2 separate regions of the Mus musculus genome follow, and region 2 is linked to region 1. A link is a loop called in an ENCODE intact Hi-C map of the cell type or tissue named here. Cell type or tissue: left cerebral cortex. All regions are shown on one strand.

Evidence for each region. Hi-C counts contacts between places; a loop is a spot of excess contacts. Peaks named below come from ENCODE experiments on the same cell type or tissue, not always from the same donor. Only the 100,000 strongest peaks of a DNase experiment are listed, where the experiment ranks them.
Region 2: a loop joins it to region 1, with 4 times the contacts of the local background. A loop is called at or near these places in 6 of 42 quality-filtered maps.

What each region holds. Positions count from the first base shown.
Region 1 is chr11:112,776,111-112,784,110 of GRCm38, reverse strand. It overlaps Sox9 (SRY (sex determining region Y)-box 9), which reads right to left and starts at 1,901. Exons shown (of 3, transcript NM_011448.4): 1 at 1,096-1,901; 2 at 49-302. The coding sequence starts at 1,526. RefSeq lists a promoter at 1,572-2,079, a cis regulatory region at 2,281-2,295 and an enhancer at 3,072-3,860. In left cerebral cortex, a CTCF peak has its summit at 4,090; DNase peaks (open chromatin) are centred at 2,489, 2,963, 3,377, 4,175 and 4 more places; H3K4me3 peaks cover 3,127 bases; H3K27ac peaks cover 2,249 bases.
Region 2 is chr11:111,901,222-111,909,221 of GRCm38, reverse strand. No RefSeq gene overlaps it. Among named protein-coding and RNA genes, the nearest start is that of Gm30337, 100 kb to the right of the region's middle. In left cerebral cortex, CTCF peaks have their summits at 4,148, 4,347 and 4,933 (motif pointing left); a DNase peak (open chromatin) is centred at 4,927.

The DNA.
Region 1 (8,000 bases):
AGAGTGTGCCAGGAGGACCCCCTAGGGGACCACTCGCGCCTTGCTCACCAGAGTGCTCGCCCGGGGAGTGCACCTCACTCATGCCGGAGGAGGAATGTGGGGAGTCGGCTTGCAGCGCCTTGAAGATAGCATTAGGAGAGATGTGAGTCTGTTCCGTGGCCTCTTCGGCCTCCGCTTGTCCGTTCTTCACCGACTTCCTCCGCCGGGGCTGGTACTTGTAATCGGGGTGGTCTTTCTTGTGCTGCACGCGCAGCCGCTCCGCCTCCTCCACGAAGGGTCTCTTCTCGCTCTCGTTCAGCAGCCTGGGGGGGGGGGGCAGAAGAAAAGAGGGAGGGGGTCAATGAAACCCCGGGAGCTGTCAGGTCCCCACCCCTCCTTCGCGCACTACCCCCTCCCTCCAGTCTGCTTTCCATCCCTCTCTGAGACTCAGAACTTTTTTTTTCCTTTCTTTTTCTTTTTAAAAAAGTGCTCAGAGTCGACCTGAGCGGTCACTCTTCGCCCCGCCCCCTCCCCTGGCCTCCTATTTTGGAAACCCTGAAGATGGAAATAGCTCCCTGCTGAGGCTGCTCTAAACGCCTTTGCTACCGGAGCGGTCCACCCCTCCCAACACGCAGTAAAAACTTTCCGAAAACCCATTTAAATTGCAAGAAGCTCGCTCTGTTGATCCATGCCCCTGCCGGTTCTCAGTAGCTTTGCCCAATTCTTGCCTGGGTCTCCTCTAGTCTCAGTTACACTTTCCCTTCACTCCATCTCCCCAGGAATGAGCGCAGTTGGCCTAAGGAAGGTGGGCTTGCTTCCTCTAATTGTTCCTTTCCAGAGGGACCAGGCTGGCACACCCCCTCACTCCTTTCTACCTTCCTAAAAGCAGTCATATTCACGCCCCCATTCCCCCCCCCCCCGCCATAACCAAGAGCAATCCCAAGAACTTTCTCAAAATCTGAGCCACTCCCTCCCCCCGCCCCCGGCCGCCCTGCATCCTGGACCAAAGACCCCAGGATGCACAACTCCGCGGCTCAGGGAGGCGGGGCGGGGTCGGTGAGTGCAGCCCGCGTCCCCCCTAGCCACCGAGCCCTCCCTGGCGGCCCGCGCGCTCACCTCCAGAGCTTGCCCAGAGTCTTGCTGAGCTCCGCGTTGTGCAGATGCGGGTACTGGTCTGCCAGCTTCCTGCGCGCAGCCTGCGCCCACACCATGAAGGCGTTCATGGGTCGCTTGACGTGTGGCTTGTTCTTGCTGGAGCCGTTGACGCGCACGGGCATGGGCACCAGCGTCCAGTCGTAGCCCTTCAGCACCTGGCTGACCGCCTCGCGGATGCACACGGGGAACTTATCTTCCTCGCTCTCCTTCTTCAGATCCGGCTCGCCCTTGGGGAAGGTGTTCTCCTGGGGCCGGGTGTTCTCCGTGTCCGAGCCGGAGCCCGAGGGACAGGGCGAACCAGCCGAGTCCTCCGACATGGTGGGGCTGGGGGCGCCAGACAGGCCCTTCTCCTGCTCGTCGGTCATCTTCATGAAGGGGTCCAGGAGATTCATACGCGAGCCCGGGGCAGGGGGCGGGTGGCCGGGAAAGGCGAGAAGCCGCGGCGGCTGGGGCTCCTCTTCCCTCAGCTGCCCGGACGCGGACGCCGAGCGAACGGCTCCCGGGGAGGTTGGCGCGTCACCGGGCTGCGGCGGCGGGCACTTAGCAGAGGCGCTGGGTGGCGGGTCTCAGCTGCCGGCTCTAAACCCGGGGAAGGCGAGTCGGAGCGGAGGAGGAGGGAGGGAAAACAGAGAACGAAACCGGGGCCACTTGCACCTCGTCTCTCTTGCAAAGAAAAGTTCCTGGACTGAAACTGGTAAAGTTGTCGCTCCCACAGAAGTTTCCAGGCAGTTCCGAGCAGCGCTCTCGGCTCTCCGACTTCCAGCTCAGGGTCTCTAATAAATACTCCTCCTTCACGTTAGATACCTCGGGCCAATCACGGCTAGCTCTTGAGTCATCAGTGTTGGCAAGTCGCTGATTGGACCGGATTTTGGAAGGGGGGCTGGGGAGGATTGTGGCTCCGGGTTGGGTGACGAGACAGGAGGGGAGGAGAAGGGAGGGGAGCTCAGCCAGAGGGTGGATGGTGGGGTGAGGGGACTTGGAGGGGGGCGCGGGGCAAGCGGGGGACCCGGGACGTCCGAGTGTGTAAGTTTGCTCTCTACTCTCGGAATGTCACAGTTTTGGAACGGTCTCCGTGTGAACCGATGTGTGTGTGTGTGTGTGTGTGTGTGTGTGTGTGTGTATGTGTGTGTGTGTGTGTGTGTGTGCGCGTGCACGCGAGCGTGTCTAGACTAGGACCCTCCACAACCCCCCACCCCCACTTTTCGATGCTGTCTCCGTGGTACCCGGGACTTCGCTGGCGTTTACAGCAATGGAAATTGCAACAGCTGCTCGTCAAAGCGGAGCTGGGCTTCTGCGCCTGGAGTCTGCCGGCTTCCAAAAAAAGTGCTTAGAAATGGTCTTTTGGAAGCAAATGTTTGGGTGACTCAACGCCCGCTGTTCTCTGTAATAATCCATATAAATAGATTAACGCGCTCTGGTTCAACGAAGCTGGTGTGGTGACTGGAGCTTCTGCTGCGCTCCCGCAGTGGGGAATCAATGAAAACCAAAGCCGAGCACCAGGCAAAGGCTGGCGGCAGGGACCGCGCAGTCCCCGGCTCTTGCGGCCGGTCCCGTGGGCCACGCCGACCTTGAACTGACAAGTCCTTTCCCGGCCCCTCCAGTACTCTGACGCCCCTCGTAGTCAGGATTATTACTTTAGAGTTCTGCTTCTTGCCTCCTGACTGAGTCACAAACACCGTCAGGCTCGCCACTGGAGTTTGCAAAACTACTCCGGGGTTGAGGGCGAAGTTTGCAAAGGTGGCAGGGCCGGGCGGTGAGGCCGAGAAGGCCCTTGACTTGGACTGGAGACTCCAGACAAAACGGGCCACTTTGGCGGAGCCCTGTGGCTCCCTTGCTTGGGCCTTCCTTTTACCAGATACCTAAGAGGGCGAAGCTCTAGGCGTCTGGACTTTAGTTGCGTCCTCTTAGACCTGCACACAGGTGGGCGTTCTGGGGGAGGCCACTTAGGTGTCCGTTGCACTTTAAGAGTGCTTGGAGCCGAAGCTGCGTGTTTACTCAAACTCTTAGAGCAAGGTTGGCTAAGGGAGGAATTATCTTTTCTGGAACGAATAAAAATCTTAGTTGCCACCGGGCGACATGCCCTCGGAACCACAAACAAACTCACAACGGTGTAAAAAAAAAAAAAAGATAAACAATTTCATTTAAACATCCCCTTTCTGATTCTTGCAAAGCTTCGCTTTGAACTTACTAAATTATTGATAAAGCGAATCGGCCTGTATCATATCAAAGACAGGTTCCTCCCCTCTAATTTGCTAAGTGTGGACACTTAGACATAAACGAATCTTTTCTTTGGGATGCTTTTGAAAAGCTCGTTTTCCTCTCGTTTTCTTCCGAAGTGGGCATTTGTTATTTGGGGAAAGGAACTCGTGATAGCAGCAAGCTACAACTCTGTTCAGTCGAAGTTTCTTTTCAAACGAATGTTCCTAGCATTGCATGTCTCTACTACCCTGTAGCCTGTTTACGAGTTTAAGAGATTTACAAACAATAGCCATATATTCGTAGCTCCGATTATTCTCACAACGTGTAGGAAAATATATCTTTTTTTTTTTTTCCAGAGTAGGGGACCAGGTTTTGTTCGTGTAGACGCACTTCTATGTTCTGGGATGGAGGTATTTGAAGAGACCAGGGGCCACTGTCAGATGTATTAAAACAGCCAGTTGTAATTTGTTGTAATTATCACGTATTCTGGCACAAAGGCAACGAAAACGACAGTGGCCTTAGGGCATTTTGAAATATTTTATTAAGTATTTGTTCATGAATACATCCATTTATAAATATACCCTTAATACAAAATATGGAGAGATATAATGTGCTGCGACATTTTAAATCGTGAAACTTCTTACATATTTCTACGCCTCCACGAAAGTGTGTTTATATTCTTGATCTTTTCGGGGAGAAACTATTTTTAAAAAACAGTTGACATGAAAATTACACTGCAATTTTCAGCAACATCCAGAGGGGGCGCCAAAAGCCCAGAAACTGGTCTGGAACTTTGAGAAACTGCTGGAAAACTTTCCTTGAGGTGGACCAGCAGGGGCCCGGGTGGGGGAGGTGGCAGTAGCGTGTTGCTTGCGGTCAGTTCTGTTTCCAAGATGAGACTTATCTCTACAGGAATTCCTATTTTTATTCTTTCCTGTGCCGATACCACTGTGTTAGGGGGGACCTGGGAAGTGCTTGTCTACAGGGAATTGGGGTGGGAAAAGCACTGTAGATGCTCACTGTTCTCATTCACAAACAACCTGGAGAACGAGAGGAAGGGGGAATACTCTGCTCGTTCCCCAGGTGCCAAGAGTTATCAGGTGTGCCAAGATCAGGCCAAGTCTGTCCTTTAGGTACCATCAGTTTAAGAGTGGCTGGGCTGGCATTTCTTCCAGAACAGGTAAAGTCCACTCCCAAGCAGCCCTTCAGGGGATTAGTCCGCTGTGACTTGACTCAGTCACCCAGGACTCTCCTTCCTGACTTGATTCTGGAAGTCTTGCATTATTCTTCAGGCTTGAGGTAGGGAGGGGGTAAGCATCCCGAGTCCAGACTGTGTTTCGATTACGGACTGGGAATGTGAGTCTTGCTGCTCAGTGTTAGCTGTACCCTCCTGCCTAGAGGTGGATGGATGATCTGGGGTCTGCAGCCTCCTGGGTATGAGGGCTGGAAAGACTGAAGGCTAAGATGAAAGGGGCTTCCCAACACAGAGGCACTAGAGGATCCCAAGAGATGACCTTGGGAAGTCCTCATCTAGGATTCCTCCCACCTTTTCTCCCTCCAGCAATGCAGGGCCCAATTTTCCTGGTAGAGGCCTGTAGATCCTAGCAGTCCAAATGGGGACAGGGGTAGGTGTGGTGTGTGTGTGTGTGTGTGTGTGTGTGTGTGTGTGTTGAGAGGGCTCAGGAGTACTGCTAGACCTAGAGAGAATCCAGCTCTTGGTGGGCAGGAGGGAGGGTGTGAAGGCTCAGTCACTTGCATTTTCTCCACATGAAGAATTAAGGGAAAAAAAAAACAACCCTCCCTGCTCCAAAAATCCTTAGCAAAGTGGGGACCTCGTCTAAAGCCATTTCCAACACGGTCCCAACTTCTAAGAAATATTAGTTTGGTGTGGTGCGTGCTGACAGTTGTACCCCGCAGTAAGACACCAACCCCGGGTTACATTCAACAGTGTGATCCATGAAAGGGCTACCTCATTTTGTCATACAGTTCCCTGACTCGGTCCACGTGAAGCAATCTCACAGGATTTATGCTTCAAGCTGGACACGAGGTCCCCGTGCACAGGGCTCCCAGCCGCTCTTCCGTGATTTCCATTTTTCGCTGAGGCATGCAATGTTTGTTTTTTGCTTTTCCAGCCACAGTTTCCTTTGGGAAGGGAGCGCCAGGTAAGCCTGGGCAGGCGCTGGGCTTGGTAGCAACAGCAAGGGCACAGCGGGGGGCTTGGGCTGGGGGCGGGAGCAAAGCTGCAGATTCGAAGGTATGCAGTAAGTATCTTAATAAGTGCGGCCTTTGGGCTGTTTGCTTGTGTGAGCTTAGCGGCCAGACCTCCCAGCCTCTACACATACACATGAGCCCATTTCTCTCCAAATGGGGACCTATGTTACTCAAAATGACACAAAACCCGGAGACCCTAAAATCCCCCCCCCTCCCTGCAGCTATCAGTCAAGACACCAGTGGCTGCAACCCAGAAGGACCTCCCACCTTCAGGGAGTATGAGGACCAGAGACTCTAAACTGTCTGAGCCTTAAAATGGGAGTGGAGAGGAGGGAGGGAACTTTTCTCCCTCTCAAGAGACAGCAATCCCAAGAGAAAACCATCAGCCTAAAAAATATGCCTTTAGAGGTGGTACCTGGGATGAATTCCTTCCCCTAGTCCCTTAGAACAAGCACCCTGTGGAGGTAAATTTCCTGGGCCGAATGTCTTAACTCAAGACTGCCCTCCTTTTAACTAGAGGTATTTTGCAGGGTTAATTTAAAAATAAAAAATAAAGTGAGCACTTAATATGGAGGCACCTCCCGAGAAGCAGGCTCTGCTCTGCGGGGCGGAGCTCCAGGCTCACTTCAGCCCCAGGGCTCACTGGGTTGCAGCAGTCTTTGGGCAGCTGTTTCTGCTGTTTGCTCTCCTGGCTCCTAGGAATCTTTCTGAGCAAAGGTGGTTAGTCCCAGGAAAGGGGTTCCTCCAAAGGGCCACGTTCCTGAGAAGAGTTGTGTGCGGGTCTCCTAAGGGAGGGTGGACCCTATGACAACAGCTTTGTTTTCCCAACCCGATGGGTGTCTAACCTGCTTTTTCCCTCTTCCAGGTCCACGATAGTAGGGTGAGTTTTTCCGAATAGCCTTAAAGGTCTCTATGGTCTCCTGTGGAAAGGGAGGGCACACCTTTACCATATGATCCCAATCCCCAATCCTGAAAGCAAATTGCCATAGGTAAGAGGAACCTGCTTTCTGGAGACTCCCATCTCAACGGAACTGAGAAATGGAGCCTGCAGCCAGCTCCCCCATTTCTTTGTACCCTGAGCTTAGCCTGGGCCAAGCTGAGAGACCCTTCAGCTGCTTTTAGGATCTGCCTTGGGTTCAGGCTGGCAGGAGGAAGACCCCAAGAAGATCAGTCAAAGTCAGTAGTCCCCAGTCCCATGGCCAGAGCTCCAGGGATCTACCTTCTGTCCTAAGGGTAAGGCTAAGTGTAAGGTCACGGGGTCACTCTTAAGTCAGGAGCACCTCCAGATTTACAGAGTGACATTTTAACCAGACTGCCTGGGCACTGGCCACTAGTGGTCACCTGGGAACCTTGACATTACAGAATGATGCTGGAATGTCACAGGGACCTCTTCCTTTTCCTTCTTTCCCCTTACGGCCCCTCTCCTTCCTCCTCCCTGACCCTTCTTCCTCCTTCTCTTCCTCCTTGCCCTGCCCCTTCTTTTTTTAGACAGGGTCTTATATATGTGTCCCAGGCTGGCCTGGAGCTTACTACATAGCCAACTTCAACTTTGTCATCCCTACCCCCACCCTCCAACTCCAAAGCATGCAGGTAACACACCACCATACCATGCTAAGTCCTGTCCCTCTCCGTGGGACAAAAATGTGTTTATGTCCTGTGGGAGAGACAGGTTGTCCTAGAGCTGGAAGCTTCTTTGCTCTCTTTCCTAGTTGGGGAGTGGAGACTGAGAGGACTCAATCATGAAGACATGTGTTCTCTCTGGGTATTTGTGAGGCTCACAGGACCGGGTGTTGGTTTCACTGAGCCCAAGAAGGGGACTTTCTTAGTTCCACCCGCCTTAACGTCCAGGCGCAAAGACGATTACTGTTGATAAGCTGGGTGAAGTAAACACAGGCTTGGGTATGTGAACATTTTATCTTTCCTTTCAGATTGGCTTTCCTGACACCCCAGACATACCTGGAAAGATGTTTCCAGAGTGGCTAGGTGCTAAGTGCCATTTGACTGAGGTAGGAATGAAGGTGGCTGGGTGGGCTCCCTCAGGAAAACTCTACTACTACCTTATACTCCAGTGCCCCCCTTCTCCCTGGGGGCTCCTCTGTAGAAACTCCCGAGGGAGCCCCAAATAGAACCCCATTGAAGACACATGCTGAGCTACTGAGAGATAGCCAGATGTGCTTTGCAAATTGACAGAGCCCTGGCAGAGCAGAAACCGGGAGAGGAGGGTAAATAGCTTTGAGCATTGGAACTGGGGCCCCAGAGGATGGAGCACCACACAGGAAGACATCCTGTCCTGGCCACACATCCCCACACCCGCCCCCTTCATTGTTTCTCCATCTGTCTCCTTATGATGCTCTCTTGTGTTTCCTGTGGTTTTGAATGCCCGGAGTGGGTAGCATCTAGTCTCCGCCCTTAAGCCATCCCAAGGTCTCCTTTTTGGCAGGATCCAGCCTTAGTCC
Region 2 (8,000 bases), 870 kb after region 1:
CATATAACCTAGATCTTCAAACTCTATCTACAGCTGAGAACGATTCTGATCTTCCTGCCTCCACCTCCTGTGTCCTAGGATTATAGACATAAGTGTATCTAAATGTAAGCTCTTCCTTTGAGGATAACACCAAAGTCAAGTCAAAATGGATCAGGAAAACCCCACCCCTATAACCTCACGCAATTGAGAAATGCTGGGAATGGGAGAAACAGTCTTCCCCAGGAAAGCACACCAAGTATTTATACAATACCAAGCAGTCAGCCCTGGAAACACATACATATAAGTAACATTACATAGACTGAGCAGATAATATAGGAATATATACATTTACACATACAAAAATGTATGTAATAACAATTAATAAAGGGGCCATGAATTTAAAAGAGAGCCTAGGGTAGCTAGACCAAGGAGGGGTAGATGAGAGGGTAGGAGGGAGATAAGGAAGAGAGAATGCAATTCTATTATACTCTCAAAAATATGGGGGAAAAGCAAAGCTCTTTTCTTTTCTTCTCCCCAAGTATGTTTGAGCTTTCATTAGCCGGCTTGCTCATGCCATTTCTCCACATCTACTCTTTGCTCTGTTTTTCTCTTTTCTTTTTGAGTGGAATAATGTCATTTTGAATCATTGGGTGGAACCAAAACCTGTAGTCTACAGTCAATGGCCCTGAGCAGTACTGCTTGCTGATAAAATATAAGCTGATTTCCTATGAATTGGTGTACTTCATGAGTTTTCAATACTTAACCACATCTCATATTCCTCTCTCTCTCTCTCCCTCTTTCTCTCTCTCTCTCTCTCTCTCTCTCTCTCTCTCTCTTTTCTATCTTCCTCTATAGTCTCCTAGGTGGGAATTGCTCTGGCTCTTTGTTTTATCATCACTATGATAAATGTCTGTTCAGGTGAAAGAAAATCCCAACTAAAATTCTATTAACATAAGCATATAAAGCCTGTGTTGGCATCGACCTTCTTTATAATCATTTCTGTGTGCCCACTATCTGGCAATTCTCACATTTTTGATGTATAGCAAATCATTAATTAATTAATTAATTAATTAATTAATTAATTGGATTATTTAAAACTATCATTTTACTCTTTATCATTTAATGAGGTTGAATAATTCTGAAGGACCATTATTTAGGATTTCAGTGTTATTAAAACATTCCCCACAACACCCATGACTTTTGGTACCATAATCAAAAGTAAAAATATGATAAAATCAAATAAGCAAGCAAGCAGATAGGATAAGAAAGAGAAATAAACCAGTTTTTCATCTTATAACAAATTGTGATAGTCCCTTCCTAAGCTCCTTTTCCTTGGCACTTGCTGTGAAATTTTGAGGATGCACATTTGGATCCTTAGAGCCTTTATAAAAAGCTAAACCCAGTGGCAAGCACTTCTAGTCCTGGCTGTAGTGAAACAGAACAGAGAGATAAGTTTGTGCCTTGAATTTTCTGGCCACTAATTTAGTCTACTTGGGAAGGCTCCAGGGCCAATAAAAAATCCAGTTGGAAGGTCGCTAAGAAGTGACAACCAACACTGTTCTCTAATCCCCATTAGAGAACACAAGTGACCCTCACACACTGTATAATCCCAAACATGAGCAAACATGTAAAAAAGTGAATAAAAACTTGGAACTACTACTATAACTATAATGATGGCTGATTTGGGAGCCTACCACATATTTCCATTTACCCATTTCTGGTCAATAGACAGCAATATTAAATCAATAATACACATATAAAACTCCACACTCCATAAATGCTGCCATCCAAAATTCTCTTTTTATTATCCAAATTTAACAGTACAGAAAAAAAATCACTAAGGAAAGAAGGTGATATTTGCCTAAGACCATTATAACTTTTTTCAGTAAAACTTCAGCTCCTCTCTTGGGAAATATAGAAAACAAAATAAAACAAAACAAACAAAACAAGCAAACAAAAAACAGATAGTCATTGAGTTACACTACGTTTTCTTATTACAGATGGATCTTTGTGTTTGAGGCCAGCCTGGTCTATAGAGTAAGTTTCAAGATGCCAGGGCTACACAAATAAGCCTCAAGAGCAAAACAAAACAAAGCAAAACAAGAAACTAAAACTAAAAGAAAAAAAAAAAACCAACGATAACAACCAAAAAGCTGACATTACTGTTCAGAGAGGCTCAATGAATTTTCTTAGCTCCTTCCTTTGTTTGCCCTCCCCCTTACACTTACCTCTTCTTGGCTATCATTCAAACAATGCTCTACTTGTGCATATGCAATCTAGAATCATTCTTATTTAACATTAAGATCCTTTCCAACAGAATACATGTTTACTTTTTATGGAGATGTAGAGAAATATACACAATTTGGAAAACAGGTATTGTCAGAGTTTGAACATAAATTCTCATTTCTGATTTAGAGCTCAAAGACTCCAAGGTAAATATATGTCAGCTGGAGATATACTTCACACTACCCATGAGCAAAGACAGCTTTGCTCTTTGTCCTCAGACTAGAACAGCCCCAAATCCAAACCCAATTTCTACTAATTTAAGCCCATTTAACCTGAAGAGAAAGCCAAGAGGGTGGGTTGGTTAGGGTCATTTACTCTGCCAAGTTTGGGTGGGTTTGTACTCGCTGAGGGTTGGTGCCAGGCCTGATCATTACAAGCTGGCACAGTAAAGTAAGCTACCACACCTTTAATGAACTTAATTCCCTTAGTTTGACAGAACTCCCATTTCCAGTGATTCACACTTTATGTTTTAGACACTTCTCCTATAGGTGTTTGCCAAATACCCTTCCTGGCAGCCAAGCACTGGATTAGTTAAAAACTAGTACCAGGGAGAGGACCATCAAGAAATCAATTTCTGCTCTTCTGTAAGTCAGATTAAGACATTTGGGCTATCCATGTTCAAAAGCATTCAGGCTGACTATCACACTCCCCTCAGACTGTGTACCTACCCATTGTGATTTGGTTGGATTTTACACAATTGGTGGCTAGGTTCTTGGGAACAGACTGTGAAAACTATTAAATCTAGACAGATACAAATGTGTTAAATTTTCAGTAGCTGCTACATGCCATCACTAAGAACTTGATTCTATCAAGGGGTGGGGGGAAAGCAAGAGGGAGAGAGAGAGAGAGAGCATTATTTAGAGACAGTAAGCAAAGCTTACCAGAATTAAAGCAGTGCAGTTCTCAATCATTAGTCTGTGAATGATAACTGGTTTCCCTTAGGGTATTTGAGGCTAGTGGGAGCAGAGAATATAATCTTCATTTCTCCTTGCATCTCAGCAAGAGGGATAACAAGGAGTAGCTTTGTTGAGAGAAGGGGATTAGATGTTTTGTTTTGTTTAGATTTATTTATTTCATTTTATAGGTATGAATGCTTTGGCATTATATGTGTGCATGATCAACTTATATGCCTGTTGTCTACTGAGTGCAGAAGAGTCCCTGGAACTAAACTTACAGACAGTTGTGAGTCACTGTGTGACTGCTGAGAATAGAACCTGGGGCTTCTGCAAGAGCAACAAGTGTGCTTAACCACTTGCCCAACTCTTACGCCCCCCAAAAATATTTTAAATGTAATGCCTACCTCAAGCCTTAAATTTTTATTCAACATCAATGACTATTAAGTATCAGAACTAAGACCAAGCTCCATGTTTTGGTTCTAAAACCTTTATTATTTGTTAGAAAATTGTCATGTGTGAGTATGTGTATACATGCATGGTATCTGTCATGGCTCATGTGTGGAGGTCAGGGGAAAGCTTGCTAGAGTTGCTTCTCTCCTCACATGATTTAAATCCCAAGGATCAAAATCAGACCAAGAGGTTGGTAAGAGCATCTTTGTGTGTGCTTGGCCTAATGCTGCTTGTATTGGAATGTGAATTTTGGTCCCCAAAACTGCTTACATGAGTGTCTGCAAGTAAGACCCTGCCTCCAATTGGTTCTGCTTGGTCAATAAAGATGCTGGAAGCCAATGGATGTGCAAGGCAGACAGAGGGGAGGTTTTTAGGAATCCTAAGCTTGGGACAGAGGAATGAGGAAGAAGGAGATCTGCCATGCCAGGAGAAGGAGAAGGAGAGGAAGTACGCATGGCCTTAGAAAGAAATTAATAGGTTGCTGGGAATGGATCTTAGTGAGAAAGTAGTTGATTCACATGAGCAAGCTCCTAGGTTTCATACTCAGTACTGCAGATGAACAAACAAGCAGACAAATGTAACGATCAAGTCATGAAAGGAGATGGGAAGATGGCTTAGCAGTTAAGAGTGGTCAGTGCTCTTGCAGATGGCCTTAGTCTGATTCGCAGAACCCATGTTGGATAGCTCAGAGCCACCAAAAACTCCAGATACAGAGGACCTGAAGCCTCCTGCTGGACTCCATGGGTAGCTACCCTCAAGCTCACATATCCACTCCACTCTCACACACAAACACATACTTTTAAAATAATAAAGTATGTCTTTAGAAAAGCAAATGCTGCATTTGTTGTTTCATGCAGCTTTGAGGTCTGGGTTACACTAGATTGCATATTAATAGGGTGTCTTTTTATTGTATTCAACAAATGTGACTGAGTATGGATTTATGAATATGTTCTCTTCATTTCTAATTTTTTGTTCTTCCCTAGTCCCTTTCTCCTCCTTTCCTCTTGTTTGTCTGATGCCCCCCAGCATTCCCTTTACAAACAAATAAATAAAACCTTGGCTCTTCTTTCTAGAAAAATCCATTTTGCATTCACACCGTCAGGTGATGTGATTTTAGTATGAAGTGTCCAGCGCTATCCCTTTGGTCTCTCTGTGTGTCCTGTAGACTAAGAAGTGTAGGAATCTGCCATGAATTTTTCATTGCCACTCTGATGACAATGTCAGCATCCTATACTAAAACAGTTGTCAGGGCTTCTTTCAGAAATGCAGAGTGCTTACCATTTTCATCTGGTTGAGCTTTCTACGTCTCAATTGTAAGTGGGCATTGCCACCTGGTGGAAAAAAATACTGAGGGGGTTGGATGGTCACCTTTCAAGAAACACAGATATCATGTTTATACCGACTGGAGAGTTCTACCCTATTATTCCAGCACCCGGAGGTGCTTATACAAGCCCCCATTTTGTATTCACCACCTAAAACAATTAAATCCAAGCAAACATAGCCAAAGGCATGATTTCAATAAACAGATTTAGATTGTCTGTCATTGAAGAACGGAATTGTCTGAAGGGCAATTTGTTCTTTCTACTTATTAAAACTCCACGGAGCTATTTCCACCTCGTTATAGAATTTTCAACCTTTTTCCTAACAATTTTAAATGACTTTTCTTTGGGCATTTTTCATCCTTATTTTCAATAATGTTCATGTCCTCAAAATATATCTCCTTAACATTAACCTCATTTGTGTTTGAGCTATTTTTGACATTTTTTTTCTTCTTCTCTATATGTGGTTTATGTGCACTGACCCTTGATTTTATCTTCCTACATCCAGCCAACCCCGTTTAATGCCCCACCTTTCATTCCTGGGTCCTTAAAAGTAGTATGGGTATGATTTATGCACTTGGCACTCTCCAATCTTTATGGCCCTTGACCTTTGGCAACCTCAACTTCATCCTTAAAATTCTTCCTTGGTTTCCAGATGCATGGCTTCCTAATTCCACTCTCAACAGTGTCTGTCACCTCCCCATCTCTGTCTCTATCTGTATCTCTGTGTATGTATATCTGTGTCTGTCTGTCTGTCTGTCCACCTATCCATTTATCGATCTGTCTGTCTATCATCAATCATCTATTTATCTAACCACTCATCCATCCATCCATCCATCTGTCCATCCATTTCTTTCTTTCTTTTTTTTTTTTTTTTTTTTTTTTGGTTTTTCGAGACAGGGTTTCTCTGTGTAGCCCTGGCTGTCCTGGAACTCACTCTGTAGACCAGCTGACTTCGAACTCAGAAATCTGCCTGCCTCTGCTTCCCAAGTGCTAAGATTAAAGGCATGTGCCACCACTGCCCGGCACCATTTGTTTTCTTACCTCTTCTACTAAGTTAGGGGCACCATTCCCAGTATTCAATATTATAAATTATAGAACAATTAAAAAAAAAGAAAGAAAAACAGTCTATTGCATAGTCCCTCCCTATCATTGTGGGCTTCTTTTAAACTCTTTAACATATTCAGTTTTCTGAACTGAAAATCTTTGTCTCTTTTAGTCATCGTTGTGAGCACACAGCTGTGCAATCAATATTTATTGATAAAGAAGTGAATGGGAACTGGAAAGATGGTTCAGCCTGCAAAGGTCCTTGTCACCAAGCCCAATGACCTGAATTTAATCCCCCAAACACACATGGAGAAAGGCGAGAGTTGATTTCTTGCCAGTTGTCCTTTGACCCCCACACATGTGCCACAGCACATGCACACCTCAAGGACAGGATAAACAAATAAGTATAATGCAAAATATTTTTTTAAATGAACTAAAACACGTTTCCATAGCAACACCTAAGCTCTATGTCCTGATCCTCTCTCTTCATTTCAGGAAGTAAGAATGCTCATTTAAATTGTAGAATTCCAGGGTGGGTGTGTATCAAAATTGTATCATGGAGGGTATTAAAAGCCAAGCTTCCTTGGATGCACTTCCAGATACTGTGGATGACTAGGAAAAATGTGTGGAATTGAACTAAGTGCAATATATTGTCTGAGACTTTCTCAGTGGTGTCTGCCCAGCTTTGTTTTTGTAAGCTTTTATCTGACCCACTAACACTCTATCCTCCTGAGGAAATTCATAAAACATTACTCGCTTTGACTGTTAGTGTAAAAAATTTCAAGCCATTTCTGTATATTTGACTCCCATATGAGAACATTCACTACGCGGATCGATTACACTGTTGTTTATATATTTTGTCTTTATAATCGTCACAAAACAGCCATGCAGCGCATGCAAAAACTAAAATGTCCTTGGAATGCTTCACTTCCCATCTAGAGATCTCTGATATAGTATATCCTTGATTCTGCTCCTAAAGCATAATTCATTCTTTATGGGAAATCATATGTAGACCACTATCTAACGGTGAAATTTTGGCTCTTTCCTTCAGAAGAATTGAATAGGATCCAAAAGTGAAAAGACGGAAACTGACAGAAACTAATAAAAATTTGTCTTTGCACAAACCAAATCACTTGCCATGCATCAGGGTAACACTTTCCTATAGTCCCAGCACTCAGGATGCTGGGTCAGGAGGATTGAGAATTCAAACCCAGGTGGGGCTTATTTAATAAGACTCTAACTCAATGAAGCAAAAGAAAAAAATCAATTTCTTACTCAATTGATTATTTTCTTGCAAAGAGTGTAAGACATGCCTCTCTATATGTGAAGAAAAGATAAAAGAATCACTGTAAATGTAGTCCACTATGCTTTTAACCAGTTAAGTAGGAAATTCAAGAAAGCCACATCTGACCAATAGCAGAGCTCTGATGAGCTTTTGTTGGAAAGATGCCAACTCTTCTACGAAGGAATCTCTTATTCATAGGTGTCCTACTCTTTTCTGAAACTCTTTCCTATCTTCTATTTCTGACGTGACCCCACAGCTGGGTAGCAGCTTATATGCCAAGTGAGAGGCTAGCTAATATCAAATAATGGTTAAATAAATAAAGGAGCAAATTATATTGGGAATCAATGAGGTGCTTCTTCTGCATCTCTCATTAAAAATGGCTGTTCCACCTATAGGGTTGCAGACCCCTTTAGCTCCAACAATATGAACTCACCAGTACCCCCCAGAGCTCGTGACTCTAGCTGTATATGTATCTGAAGATGGCTTAGTCGGCCATCATTGGAAAGAGAGGCCGATTGGTCTTGCAAACTTTATATGCCTCAGTACAGGGGAATGCCAGGGCCAAAAAGTGGGAGTGGGGGAGTAGGGGACCGGGGGGGGGAGGGTTTCGGGGACTTTTGGGGTAGCATTGGAAATGTAAATGAAGAAAATACCTAATTAAAAAAATAATGGTGAAAAAAATAAAGTATATAATTAAAAGTTTAAAGAAAAAATGACTGTTCCTTTGAACCTTTGACC